Linked DNA regions of Homo sapiens: regions 2, 3 and 4 are each linked to region 1. Evidence: chromatin contacts called from ENCODE Hi-C or POLR2A ChIA-PET data. All regions are on one chromosome and are shown on one strand. Each heading gives the region's core, a stretch centred on a gene start or an enhancer-like site at or near the end of the contact. The rest is flanking DNA. Distances are from core to core; before and after follow the strand shown. Region 1 holds the start of YPEL2 (yippee like 2). Region 2 overlaps VMP1 (vacuole membrane protein 1). Region 3 overlaps TRIM37 (tripartite motif containing 37). Region 4 overlaps CLTC (clathrin heavy chain).

The links. Hi-C counts contacts between places; a loop is a spot of excess contacts on that map. ChIA-PET counts read pairs that join two places held with the same protein, here RNA polymerase II (POLR2A). Pooled maps may share reads with other maps.
Region 2: a pooled map shows a loop between it and region 1 (4-fold over the local background). The contact joins the enhancer-like site here to the promoter of YPEL2 in region 1. A Hi-C loop is called at or near these places in 2 of 50 pooled maps. POLR2A ChIA-PET finds 5 or more read pairs at or near these places in 3 of 52 experiments (A549, OCI-LY7 and activated CD4-positive, alpha-beta T cell).
Region 3: a pooled map shows a loop between it and region 1 (3-fold over the local background). The contact joins the enhancer-like site here to the promoter of YPEL2 in region 1. A Hi-C loop is called at or near these places in 1 of 50 pooled maps. POLR2A ChIA-PET finds 5 or more read pairs at or near these places in 2 of 52 experiments (GM12878 and activated CD8-positive, alpha-beta memory T cell).
Region 4: a loop to region 1 is called in a map of endothelial cell of umbilical vein, with 2.8 times the contacts of the local background. The contact joins the enhancer-like site here to the promoter of YPEL2 in region 1. A Hi-C loop is called at or near these places in 1 of 168 maps with a recorded cell type or tissue (endothelial cell of umbilical vein) and 1 of 50 pooled maps. POLR2A ChIA-PET finds 5 or more read pairs at or near these places in 1 of 52 experiments (activated CD4-positive, alpha-beta T cell).

The regions. Positions count from the first base shown.
Region 1 is chr17:59,330,153-59,333,508 of GRCh38, forward strand. YPEL2 (yippee like 2) reads left to right here and starts at 1,503. Exons shown (of 5, transcript NM_001005404.4): 1 at 1,503-1,672. RefSeq lists a silencer at 1,269-1,788 and an enhancer at 1,999-2,560.
Region 2 is chr17:59,785,138-59,788,493 of GRCh38, forward strand. All of the region lies in intron 7 of VMP1 (vacuole membrane protein 1), which reads left to right. Among named protein-coding and RNA genes, the nearest start is that of MIR21, 54 kb to the right of the region's middle. RefSeq lists an enhancer at 1,304-1,783. Within about 2 kb of position 1,479, at least 30 of the 41 ENCODE cell types and tissues checked have a DNase peak (open chromatin) inside an H3K27ac peak, as active enhancers do; they include OCI-LY7, where a contact is called at or near this core.
Region 3 is chr17:58,999,779-59,003,134 of GRCh38, forward strand. TRIM37 (tripartite motif containing 37) reads right to left here. Exons shown (of 24, transcript NM_015294.6): 23 at 1,820-1,936. Among named protein-coding and RNA genes, the nearest start is that of TRIM37, 110 kb to the right of the region's middle. RefSeq lists enhancers at 1,475-2,674, 1,619-1,858, 1,909-1,958. Within about 2 kb of position 1,818, at least 22 of the 41 ENCODE cell types and tissues checked have a DNase peak (open chromatin) inside an H3K27ac peak, as active enhancers do; they include GM12878, where a contact is called at or near this core.
Region 4 is chr17:59,667,179-59,670,534 of GRCh38, forward strand. CLTC (clathrin heavy chain) reads left to right here. Exons shown (of 32, transcript NM_004859.4): 14 at 1,599-1,762. Among named protein-coding and RNA genes, the nearest start is that of PTRH2, 39 kb to the right of the region's middle. Within about 2 kb of position 1,758, at least 6 of the 41 ENCODE cell types and tissues checked have a DNase peak (open chromatin) inside an H3K27ac peak, as active enhancers do; they include endothelial cell of umbilical vein, where a contact is called at or near this core.

The sequences.
Region 1 (3,356 bases), core at 253-2,752:
ATGCTAAACAGTTCTTGTTTGTGATTCCTCTCATCTGAAAGCATTCCCCCCCCCCCCCCGTTTTAGACTCTCCAAACTAGTCAGTTGTGAACCAGGACATAGCCTTTGTTTACACTGAAACTGCAAATCTGAGGCTGATATGTCAGCCCCACAATACTGAGGTATTTGGGGTGTTTTGTTGTTTTTACTAACCTTGGTGACTGGATTCACATGCAATAGATATTAACTGAATACAATTTGGTTGACCAAGCATATTTTAAAAACAGCTGGGTGGAGATGCAGGTGAGCCAGCATTCTGGGTGTACGTGCAAACCAGTGTGTGGAAGGCGGAGAGTCAGCTGCACCTCCTGCAGCACCTCACATCCTGATGGCTGCACAGTAAAACACTAGTTTCCTTGGAGGAAGAGTTCCCAGAGGAACTGCGGAACCCCAGTGTCTTGAGCGAAAGGCAGGACCTGCTTTGTTCACCTTGTCCGTGCCAACATTCTTTATCAAACTGTCCTGTTTTCCTGCTGGGAAACTGCCCCACTCCACCCACCTGGTGCCTCCCTGGTTTCCTGACTGCCACGAGGTTATTTTTTAACCTGCTCTTCCTTGAAAAGCACCACCCCGGTGACCCAGAACGTGGACTCCTCCCCTCTGGTCACTCGGACCATCCCACTCTAATTACCGTCATCTGCCTCTGAAAGTCATGGAAAATTAGCAGCAATGGGGCGGTCTTCAATTCCACTAAGCCCCTTTCGTACTTTTAATTCGCCGAAATTACTAGCAGGGCAGAGAGAAGAGGGGAAATGCCTGGCTTCTGAGCAAGGCATGGGTGGGCTGGGTGCAACTAGCACTATCATTTTCTTTTAATTTTATTATTATTATACTTTAAGTTTTAGGGTACATGTGCACAATGTGCAGGTTTGTTACATATGTATACATGTGCCATGTTGGTGTGCTGCACCCATTAACTCGTCATTTAGCATTAGGTGTATCTCCTAATGCTATCCCTCCCCCCTCCCCCCTATCATTTTAAATTCAATTACCCGGGGCCTGAGGGCCACTTCTGGTAACTTAGGCTATGGCTTAGGGCGAGGTTTAAAACGTAAGAAAGGAATGACTATCTTGAGCCTCCAGGGAGATGCACTGCAAATCCCCCCGCCCCAAAATACAACCCAGGTTCTGGGAATCCCAGCCCTGCCCTGGGGACAAACCCCAAACTCAAATAAACGGCCTCCTCCTAGGCGCTGAGAGCCCACCCAGCTTTGGCACTCTGGGTCCCTGCCCTCCGGCAAGTTGCCGGGACGGGCGGGACCCTAACCAGCCGCTCTCCCCTAGCCCAGGCTGGGCCGGGCCGAGGGGTGGGGGAGTGGGCGGTCGGGGAAGCGGGGGGCGGAGTTCCGTCCTCTGATGATTGGCTCTGCGCGGATGGGCTGCGGCTGCGCCCGGCCAACCCGCGGCGTGTTGCTATGTGCTGAGCCGAGGGGATAGGTGCGGGGGCGCGTCCATCACGGGGTAGCCCCCGGCCCGGACCCGGAGGGATGCGGAGTGGCGGCCGCGGCGGTGGCGGAGACTGTGGCTTTAAGAGCGTGCCGGGAGCCCGAGCCCCAGCCGGGCCGCGCTTCGCCGCTGCGCACCCCAGCGGAGCCAAGCCCCACGCTGGCCGGACAGGGCCGCCTGTCGCCGGGTAAGTGCACCGGAGTGCGGCGCGGGCCGGGCGCGCGTGGGCGTGGGGCGCGCTGTCAGCTCGGGCTCTGGGTCCCCGGCCCCGGCCTCCGGACTCCCCCGGCCGGGCCTGCGCGGGGTTGGGGGTGCGGCGCCCTCGGTTCCGCGTGGGGTCCCCGTGGGCGCCGGGGACGGGGAGCGGCCGCCGGGCCACGTGACCGGTTTGTTTACAAACACTGCCGGGCCCGCGGCCGCTCGCGGAGGGAGCCCAAGGGCGCGGGACCCCCGGCCGGGGCGGGAGACGCGCGCCAGGGGCTGGGCGAGTCTGCGGGGCCAGGTTTGGGGCGGGGGTGCGGAGCTGGAATCGCCGCTTCCTCCTCCGCGTCGTCCCCATGGGTTCGGACTCCATGGGGTCCGGGTGGGGCTGGGGACGCCCTCCGTCCTCTCGTGACGCCGCGTTTCCCTCGGAGAGTCCTGGGGACACTTAGGTCCAGGGGCGCCGCCCTGGGGGCCTTCCACTGTGGGACTGGGCGCCCTCGAAATTTCTCGGAGCGCGTCGTCTGCCCCGACCCGGGTCGAGGTAACCGCAGCCGAGTTCCTCCCTGGCCGCGTCTCGGCGCCTCCCCGGTGTCCTTGCCAAGGGGGTGGGCGCGAGGTCCTGCCCGACGGAACGCGGGAGCCTCTGCCGCGAGCGCCTCCCCGGAGCTGGCGCTTAGGGGCGGCCCCGACCTTTCGCCACTTCCAGTTCACCCTGCTTGGCCGCCGACCTCCTCTGGTGTCTTTCCCGGAGTGGTGGGCTTTTCTCCGGTCTTGGGGGCGTGCGGGGGTGGGGGACACCTGTTCTTCTGGACTTCTTGTCCGGAAGATTGCTACCTCTGCCTTCAGTCTTAGCTGCGAGAGTTTAAAAAGCCAGGTGAGCGAGTGTCTTGTTTTCCTCCGCTTGGAGCGGAGCTGCACCCTCGCCCGCCCCCCAGTCCCGCCGCTGTGAAAGGCCCCAGAGAACTGCTCCGAAGCTTTGCTGGGGTTTTTGCTTTCTGGCCTCCTTGCTGATTTGCTGTCCTTGCAACTTGGGAGGCTCTTGAGTGAGTCCTTGCCTTTGGTGAATCTGAAGGCTAACGAGACAGCTGTCTTTTCCTCCCTGCCCTTCCTTCCTTGTTCTTCCTTGTTCCAAAGCATTGGGCAAGAAGGGTAGCGGTCAGCTTCCCTGTGCCTCACAGAGCATTAAAGATGCAAGAAGTTCAGTAAACCGCCTCACTGGCTCTGGGGTGGGACTTGATTTCACATGGTTATTGCTCCCCCGTGCTTTCCTGCCTCTGGGGGCCACAGGGCCTATGAATGGCTGAGTCTTGCCTCCGGTGAGGAACATTTTCATTCTTCTAAACTGTGTTTTGAGTGGCTGCAAGTTCTTTTCCCCAGAAACAGGCCCAGCCTGGGGAGAGCTGTGCAGACTTCCCCCTTGGCACCATCCCCTGTCCCCAGCTCCATGATAGGATCTCAGGCAGGAGTGCAGTGGGAGCCTCATCCGCTTCCTCAGTTGGGCTTTGCCGCCGCAGGTTAGCATTCAATGACAGCATTTCTTGGATCTGTCTTGATATTTCTGTGCTTGAACCAAAATCAAGAAGCTTAGAGTTAGGGGTGGAAAATGGAAAATAAACACCATGCGCGAGAAAACTGTTTTCCTTCTTCCCTCTAGGAGCATGGTTTTC
Region 2 (3,356 bases), core at 229-2,728, 450 kb after region 1:
TTTTGTATTTAAAGCTTACACAATAGAGTAGAAACGTTGTGGTACATATTTACTTACAAGAATATGTTTTGAATAAGTTTACTTTCCTAAATGTCATCTGTTTTAATGACCTGCTACTTGGATTCTTTCTCACAGTGTTAGGTTGCTGACTATGTGAAATTTCCTACTTCTTATTATTGCTATCAGAATAGGAAATTTAAAATTAAATCAGAAATGTAAAAGTCTTAAAACTTCACCTTTTCAAAGAATATCGGGGCCTGGCATGATGACTCATGCCTGTAATCCCAGCACTTTGGGAGGCCAAGGCAGGTGGATCATTTGAGGTCAGGGGCTAAAGACCAGCCTGACCAACATGGTGAAACCTTGTAAAAATACAAAATTTTTTGTACTAAAAATACAAAAATTAGCTGGGCATGATGGCAGGCATGTGTAATCCCAGCTACTTGGGAGGCTGAGGAACGAGAATCGCTTGAACCCGAGAGGCAGAGGTTGCAGTGAGCTGAGATCACACCACTGCACTCCAGCCTAGGTGACAGAGTGAGATTCCATCTCAAAAAAAAAAAAAAAAAAGATAAAAAAGAATATCAGTTTTTTTCCTCTATTTTCATATCAATTAGCTTGTCTTTCTGTTGAGTATCGTTCATGAGTCTGCCGACCATTTTAGGTTGAATATTTCCTCAAAGGCTATTTTATAGTTTCTGAATTTAATCTTTTTTTAAGGGAACATTTTTAGGTTCTATTTAGGACTATAGTAATTAATGTAATTAATAATCAATAATTGCTACCTACTCTGTATGTTGAAGCTAAATCCCCAAATTAAGTTTTAATACTAGTATCTTTTACCTTACTAATTTCTATTAAATTTAAGGCTGAAAAAAATCTTATTTTTTAGCTTAATAGGATCTTTGTCCTATTCAGAAGTTTTGAGTTATTTACATTATTTTACTAGTGAAAATATAAAACCAAAAAACAGTTTATTAGTTGTAATGGTAGTTCTCATTCTTATGGCCAATGCCTTTTTTTTAATGCAGTAAAACAAAATAGACATTTATCTAGCGAACATCCCTTTTCAAACTATAGGGTCAAAGTGAAGGATTCTTTTGATAATGATAGAATATGTGTTTGATCATTTGAGTTTAAAGACTATGGGAAAGGAATTGATAAGATTATTTAAATACTCACGAAAGTGCTTTGGCATTCCACTAATGCTATTCTCTTTTAAGCACATTTTCCTATGAAGTGTGTGCGGTTGCAGTTGCCTACACCATGTCAATGCCTGCTGGTTTTTCCTGCTGTGAAGTTTTTCCTTTACATACACAGATTCATGAAAGAGTTTATGGTGTAGATGATCTGAAACTAAACAGGACACATTTTCATACACTTTAGTACCATTTGAAGACTCTGGGTGTCAGTTGTTGCTGGGACCTGTTTTTGACTCTGATGAACCTTTACTGGTTGTGGTTTGTCTGGCCATCACATGACTTCTCTGAAAATTCCCCCTCCCCTTCATTTCCAGTAAACTGTTTGAGCAGGAGTGAGTCACAGTGAAACCAGCTTCCCTGTAACCACAGGGCTTGTTAAAGAATTTGTCAGCGTGGACTCTAGAGGGTTTGCATTAAGCTTTGCAGTAACTGTTATGGTTTGTGTTGCGTCAGGAGTTCCACAGAAAAGCTTCCTGCTTGCAGGATCTCTTGCTTGTTTGCAAAGAGTTAAACTGATCAACTTTACCATAGTGAACATGAGAGACACATGTTAAACACACTTCTTTATCATTAAAGGCGTTGTCAAAACTACCAAGAATTAGTGTAGTTTCTCTTTTCATAATCAACCAACCACACCCAATAATGTTTAGTTTTTGAAAAGGCGGGCCTGGTAGATAGTCTTTCACAGTTGGCTCATGATTTTATCACAAAGTACCATCAAAATTAAGCAATTTTAAGTGGTCTTGATGGATTCTGTTACAGGATATTTTGACTATTCGCACAGTTAGGTGTCGGTACCAAAGGTCACTTACTTGCACTTTGTTCATCAAGAAAAGGTAGCACTTAGAGTAATTCTGGAGTTGTGATGTCTAAGCACACTTAGCATGATTTATAGTGGAATTCTTCGTGCCCCCTTTTACTTGCTTTCTCTAGAAGCATTTACTTTATTTTGAACTCTTTTGCCACCTCACTCGCAGACTTTAATCTTTCTCCCTTTTAATTTCTTCTATTTCTTTAACTCATTCCCATATTATCAACAAGGAAAGATAGTTGCAATGTGATGCAAGCTGTTAAATGAATGGCCAGTGGGAAACTTGTCTTCTCAACATACATTCCCAAGTGCATTTCTTTTTACATGCGCATTTCTGTATTTAGCCTTGTCACCTTTAGCTAGACTTACTTATCTAAAAAATAAATTTAGGCTGGGCACAATGGCTCACGACTGTAATCCCAGCATTTTGGGAGGCTGAGGCGGGTGGATCACCTGAGGTCAGGAGTTTGAGACCAGCTTGGCCAACATGGTGAAACCCCATCTCTACTAAAAATACAAAAATTAGTGGGGCATGGTGGCAGGTGCCTGTAATCCTGCTACTCAGGAGGCTGAGGCAAGAGAATTGCTTGAACCAGGGAGGCAGAGGATGCAGTGAGCCGAGATCGTGCCACTACACTCCAGCCTGGGTGACAGAGTGAACTTTGTCTCAAAAATAATTAATTAATTAGTTAATTAATTAATTTAGTGAAAACTTTTAAACTCGACCTCCTAAAAATTTCTTTTATTCGGCTTACACTTTTGTAACAAAATAAGAAAAACATTCTAAAAAATGTGGAAGCTAGTTATTCCTCACAGGAAAAAATATACAATAATGAAGTTTGAAATTGTTTATGTTTTAGCCATGCTGTCAGTCATCAAACTAAATTTAAAAAAATTATTTGTTTTGATGACAAAGCAATTATCATTGAAACAAGATGATTTTCAAATGAAAATACGAGGTTAATGCAGTCCAGTCATTAGCAGGGAAAAAAAGAATAAATATTTAAGGTTTTTCTTGTTAGGTTGCTTTGCACATTGGAGTAGAAAATAGTTTTGGGCTTGGCGCGTTGGCTCAGGCCTGTAATCCCAGCACTTTGGGAGGCTGAGGGGGACGGATCACAAAGTCAGGAGCTCTAGACCAGCCTGGCCAAGATGGTGAAACACCGTCTCTACTAAAAATACAAAAATTACTCAGGCATGTTGGAGAGCTCCGGTAGTCCCAGCTACTCAGGAGGCTGAGGCAGGAGAATCGCTTGAACCCGGGAGGCGTACATTTTAGTGAGCCGAGATCCCACCACTGCACTCCAGCCTGGGTGATGGAGAGAGACTCAGTCTCCAAAAAA
Region 3 (3,356 bases), core at 568-3,067, 330 kb before region 1:
TATTCTCAAGATTCAAGACCTTATAAACATAAAACATATTTCAAAGCCAATTAAACTACGCATTCAAGTATCACTACAAAAACCCACCAGCACTCCAAATAACTTGCACAAAATTTGGATGCTTATTTTAGAAGCAGAGGAAGTTACTAAAGATGCCTTAATACTTACAAATCATCAAATGCTTGGTTCTGTATTGAAAAAGATACCAGAGCACCAGGAAAATATGCAAAATATAAAGCAGAAAATGGCATAGGCTTAACAATGTTGTCACTCCAGGATATCTTGCAGAGGAATGTTCAGATTGATTATTAAGGCCTCTGGGTAACTTTAAATGTGTATTTCTCTAACTTGACAGTATATCCTTTTACTGATTAATCTGTATTCCAGAAAACTGCTTGACAGCAGAATACTTATGGTATATCCACATGATAGAATATTAGGTTGCCATAAAAAATGAAGTTTATGAAATTTTAAATAACATACAAATATATTTAAGTGAAAAAAGCAGAATAAAAAACTATTTATAAAATATTTAGGTAGGGCTGGCATGGTAGCTCACACCTGTAACCCCAGTACTTTGGGAGGCCAAGGTGGGCAGATCACCTGAGGTCAGGAGTTCGAGACCAGGCTGGCCAACATGGTGAAACCCTGTCTCTACTAAAAATTACAAAAACTAGCTGGATGTGGTGGCACATGCCTGTAGTCCCAGCTATTCAGGAGGCTGAGGTGGGAGAATTGCTTGAACCCAGGAGGCAGAAGTTGCAGTGAGCTGAGATTGTGCCACTGCACTTCAGCTTGGGAGACAGAGCAAGACTCTGTCTAAAAAAAAAAGAAGAAGAAATGCAATGCAAATAAGACAGAAGAAAACAAGGGAAAATATTAATAGTAGGTTTCTCTTGTTTTTTTCCTAATAACTTTTTTGGGGGTAGGAGGGAATAAAAATTATTTCATAATCTGCATGTATTTCTAAGTTATTTTTATTTTAAAAGGTTAAAGTTATCTTACAGTAGGCTAGAAAAGGAAAAAAAACCCAAACATCTGAAATCTCCCCAGGGATTGGCAATCATTTCCTATGAAGGGTAAATATTTAGGCATTGTAGGCCACAAATGGACTCTCTTGAAAATTCTTCTTTGGGCTGGGCACGGTGGCTCACGCCTGTAATACCAGGACTTTGGGAGGCCAAGGCAGGTGGATCACGAGGTCAAGAGTTCGAGACCAGCCTGGCCAACATGGTGAAACTCCATCTCTACTAAAAATACAAAAACATTAGCCAGGCGTGGTGGTGTATACCTGTAATCCCAGCTACTCAGGAGGCTGAGGCAGGAGAATCGCTTGAACCCAGGAGGCGGAGGTTGCAGTGAGCCAAGATCACGCCACAGCACTCCATCCTGGGTGACAGAACAAGACTCCATCTCGGGGCAAAAAAAAAAAAAAAGAAAAAAAAAACCCACAAAGAAAATTCTTCTTTGTTTCTTTTGCTTGGTTTTTAAAGACTCTTTACAAAGTAAAAACCATTCTCAGGTCACAGACTATACAAAAGCAGGTTGTGGACCCCGTCTCTGCCCAGTAAGTAGCACTCATTAGGTGCAACCAAGCCAAATATTACTGGCTGTGTTTTTTTAGTACTCACCATAATAGTTAACCAAAGAATGTTGTCTCACAAATGACAATAATTAAAAAAAAAAAAAAAGAAGTAGAAGCAGAAGAAGCAAAAGCAGTAGAGCGGAAAAAGTAGAAGTAGCAGCAGCAGAAGAAGAAGAAAGAGAAGCGGCAGCGGTGGTTTTAGTAATCTGTGTAAAATGACATCATGTGCTGCACCTTCATCCGGGGGCTGTGTCATGACCATGAAGGAGTCGTGAAACCCGCCCACACTGGTATGCTCTTCCTGCTCCTCATTCTCAGTGTCACATTCAATGTCACTGTCGCTACTCATTCCTGGCAGGAAGGAAGGAGAACATGTTTCTGAAAAGAAACCACTGTAAGTAAAAGGAAACAGAAATCTCCGTATCTGCTAAACTGAGATTCCTATTGAATTTTACATGGAATGCCAAGAATTCAACAAACTAAACACTAACAAAACAAAGACAAAAGTAACCGCACAAACCTCGATTCTCTTTAGCTATTTAGAGTGGTTTTATTTCTGTTCTCAAAGTTTAAAATTGCCCTTTCCATAGTACCTGAAAGTTATTATTTGAAACCAGCATTAATTTTATTATACTGATAATACTTTTTTCCAAATCAAACACTGTTTTTTTTTCAGTCACAAGAGATAACAGGAACTCTTTTAATCCTGATTCATTATAGACATAATTATATTCCCTAGCCTAAAACATAAATATAAATGTGTTATACAAATCCACATGGTGTATGAATATTAGAAATTCTGGCAATTCTAATAATAGTTTGTATTCTAATTGGGCATCTAATTTTTTTGTGTATGTCGGTTGATTTGTATTTATTTTTATTTTTTGAGAGACAGGGTCTCGCTCTGTCACCCTAGGCTGGGCTGCAGTGGCCTGATCATAGCTCACTGCAGCCTCAAACTCCTAAGCTCAAGGGATACTTCCGCCTTAGCCTCCCAAGTAGATAGGTCCACAGGTACATGACACCATGCCCTGCTAATTTAAAAATTTTTTGGAGGGACAGGGTCTTGCTATAATATGTTGCCCAGGCTGGTCTTGAAATCCTGGGCTTGAGAAGAGATCCTCCCACTTTAGCCTCTTACAGTGCTGGGATTACAGGTCACTGTGCCTGGCCACATCAGTTGATTTTTAAAAGAATAATTCTATAAAAAGTATTTGTTTCAGCAAGATAGCAATCAAGAAAACCTGAAAATCTTTCTGCTACAAATCCTTACAAATAGCAAGATAAAATATAAATGTAAAACATTATTTTAATGAACAAGCACATTAAAAGGCAGAAAGGAAATCCACAGTGTCAGAAACAAAGAAAGATAAGGAACTTTCATTAGTGGGTCAGGGACCACAGTTGCCCTGGAGAGCTTCCTGTGAGGATTTTTAAACACTGCCTTGGGATAGAAAAATGAACCCCCCACAGAAAGGGAATTAAAAGTGAGACTAAAACTCCACCCCCTGCATAATGTTAAAATTTTTGTTTGTTTTCTTGAGACAGGGTCTCACTCTGTTACCCAGGCTGGAGTACAGTGGTGCAATCATGGCTTACCACAGCCTTGACCTCCCAGGGCTCAGATGATCCTCCCACCTCAGCCTCCCAACAGGCCTGTGCCATCACACCTGGCTAATTTTTGTAATTTGTTAGTAGACATGGGATTTCGCCATGTTGCCCAGACTGGTCTTCAACTCCTGAGCTGAAGTGATTCACCCGCTTTGGCCTC
Region 4 (3,356 bases), core at 508-3,007, 340 kb after region 1:
TGGATATTTTATAGATGAATTAAAGGTAGAATTTTAAGAGAAAAATATGTAGTGGTGTTGAAATTGTATAAAATGAAAATACAGGTTGAGTGTCCCTAATCTGAAAATCCAAAATGCACCAAAGTCCAAAACTTCTTGAGCACCAACATAACGCTCAAAGGAAATGCTTGTTGGAGCATTTCAGAAATCGGATTTTCAGATTAGGGATGCTGATCAGGTAATTATAATGCGAATATTCCAAAGTTCAAAATCTGAAACACGTCTGGTCTCAAGTATTTTGGATAAGGGATACTCAGTCTGTACTAATGATCAGGTATAATAAAATTTTATGCTTATATGTCTGACTCTTATAATAGCAGGTGATTCTCACTAAGGGCATTTTGTGATTTGTTGCTATTTAGCAGGATTTCTTAACCTTAGTACTATAGACATTTAGGGCTGGATAATCATTGTAGAGGGGTGTTCCTGTACATGTAGAATATTTAGTAGAATATTCAGCAGCATTCCTGGTTTCTACCCACTAGATTCCAGTAGCGTCAGCTCCACCAGTTGTGACAACCAAAAATGTCTTCAGACATTGCCAGTGTCACCTGTGAGGAAAATCACCTCAGTTGAGAACCACTGCTATACAGGGTACTAACGTAATCACTGTTGGGTGTCTAACTTCTGGTCCCCAACTGCCTTTCTCTCCTCTCTGTACTAGTAGTACTCTATTGAGAAGGGGTAAGAGAGTCTAGTAGTTTTCTTAATTTTTTCTTAATTTTCCCAGTTTCAAAATGTTAACTGTGCACTAAATTTACACTGTTTAGTACAGTCACTAGCCACATATAGTAGCTATTTACATTGAAAGTTATTAAAGTGAAATAAAATTTAATATTTAGTTATTCAGTCACTCTAGCCACATTTCAAGTGCTTAATAGCCACATGTGTTTAGTGGCTATTATATTGGAAGGCAAAGATAAGATTTTCATCATTGCAGAAAGTTCTTCTGGACAATACTGCACTAAATTCTTCCCAAATTATTTTGTATGTTTCCTATAAATTGCATATTGAAAAACACCAGGTATTGGGGTCTTCATTTAAAATTTCCCATATAGGGGCACAATGGTGTATGCCTTTAATAATCCCAGTGCTTTGGGAGGCCAAGTGCTTGGGGCCACAAATTCAAGACCAGCCTGGCTAGCATAGCAAGACACCATCTCTACAAAAATTTTCTTAAAAATTAGCCTGGCATGGTGGCATGCATCTGTAGTTCTAGCTACTTAGGAGGTTGAGGTGGGAGGATTGCTTGAGCCCAGGAGTTTGAGGCTGCAGTGAGCTATGATCGTGCCACTGCACTCCAGCCTGGGTGACAGAGACCTGCCTCAATAAAAAAGAAAAAAAGGAAACATTGGGTTGAATTGTCTATTCTTCAGGATTAAAGTGCAATCCATTTTACTGATCTGATTAATGGAATAGTTAGTATTTTTATCGCGCTTTTTAAGCAACCAACTTATATTTGGGAGTATTCAATATAACAGTTTTTTAATTACATAAATGTTTTTCAGTCATTCTCAAAAGTGTGCCTATGCTTAATTGTAATTACTTGTTTCTTTAAGGTCTCTTTTATTTTCTGGGATCCATTGTTAACTTTAGCCAGGACCCAGATGTGCACTTTAAATATATTCAGGCAGCTTGCAAGACTGGGCAAATCAAAGAAGTAGAAAGAATCTGTAGAGAAAGCAACTGCTACGATCCTGAGCGAGTCAAGAATTTTCTTAAGGTAAGTGGTTTTGAGTAATGTGTTTTCTGGTTGGATTCCAGGTTAGCAGTTCTACAAGGGTTTGGTCATAGTTCAAAAATATTTTTTCCCTAAATGTGAAGTTGTTAGCATTCTTAAGTTGTGTGCTGGATTATTTCTTCCAAACATAATATTCTGTGGTTTCCTTTGAAATACGGAAGGAAATTGGTGAGTAAGAATGACCATCTGTTTAAAAGAAGAAAAAAAAAATAGCACTATTTCAAAGGAATTTCCTTTATTTTAATTTTGGATGGAAAAATTTAGAAAAGTGGTTGTATACTTTCAATGTCATTTTAGAATCATTTAGGCTTTTGAATATTAACATCAGCTTGCTCTTCATACCATTTTGAGGAGCCTCTATTGTAGGCAAAGGGATCTGTTGTCTAAGGAATGTATAGGTTTACCTCTTTCATCAAGTTTGCTCAACTCTAGAAACTAAAATATTGTTATTCATATATAATTCATAAAGGTAAGATCAAACAAAACGCTCAGCTTTGTGACACATTAAATCAGTTAGAGAGGAGTAAGGACCACCTGTGTTGCAGGGAGGAGTAATGGTTGAGAGATTCTGAACTCTAGAACATCCCTAAGGGCAGTTAATTTTGTTTAATGTTTAACTTAGCTTTAGCTTTATTCTTGTAACTGCCAGTTACTTTGTGATGGAAATAAAGCTTTAAAATTGATAGCTATCTATAAAAGGCTAGGAAAACTACAGAACACTTAGATTACTGCTCTCTCACTGCCTATTATGTGTGTGTGTGTACACTATATATATATATAATGATTCCTGAGACTTTATAGAAAGTTCTGAAGTATTTTTTGTCTTGGAAGAATTTTACATTACAAGTAAAACCAAAATGTTTTTGTAGAACACAGTATAGAAAGTAGGCTTTTCCTACTCCCAGATTATCATCATTTGTGTGTGTGGTTGCATTGGCAGATTGTTCTTTTGAAGAATTTACTACCTGGGCTCTAGATTAAATAGCAAAACCCTTAGGGGTTTTAGTGTAATGAAGTAGTCAAAATGTTGAAACTGCTCTACATTTTAGATTAAAAGATACACTTTTCAAAAAAGTATAGCTTTAAAATGTCTTGGCCATCATGAATATTCTGGGTAACCTAGCTGTGCTATGTTTGGACCAAAACTTTCTGGTGTCAAAAAACCCCTCCAAATGAGAAAGATTTGATACTCTGTGCTTGACTAGTGTACCCATACTACTGATTCACTTCCTTCTTTGAGTATCATTACTATTTCCTTTAAAAAAAACAACAACAAAAAAAACTACTACTAGATTCTTTTGGGGGCAGGGGGTGTTGGGTTTTTTTTTTTGTTTTTCTTTTTAAGCTTTTAAGTTCAGGGGTGCGTGGGCAGGTTTGTTATATAGGTAAACTGTGTCATGGGGGTTTGTTGTACAGATTGTTTCGTCATCCAGGTATTAAGCCTACAACCCATTAGTTATTTTTTCTGATCCTCTCCCTCCTCCCATCCTCCACCCTTCAGTAGGCCCCAGTGTCTGTTGTTCCTCTCTGTGTCCATGTGTTCTCATCATTTATCTCCCACTTGCTAGTGAGAACA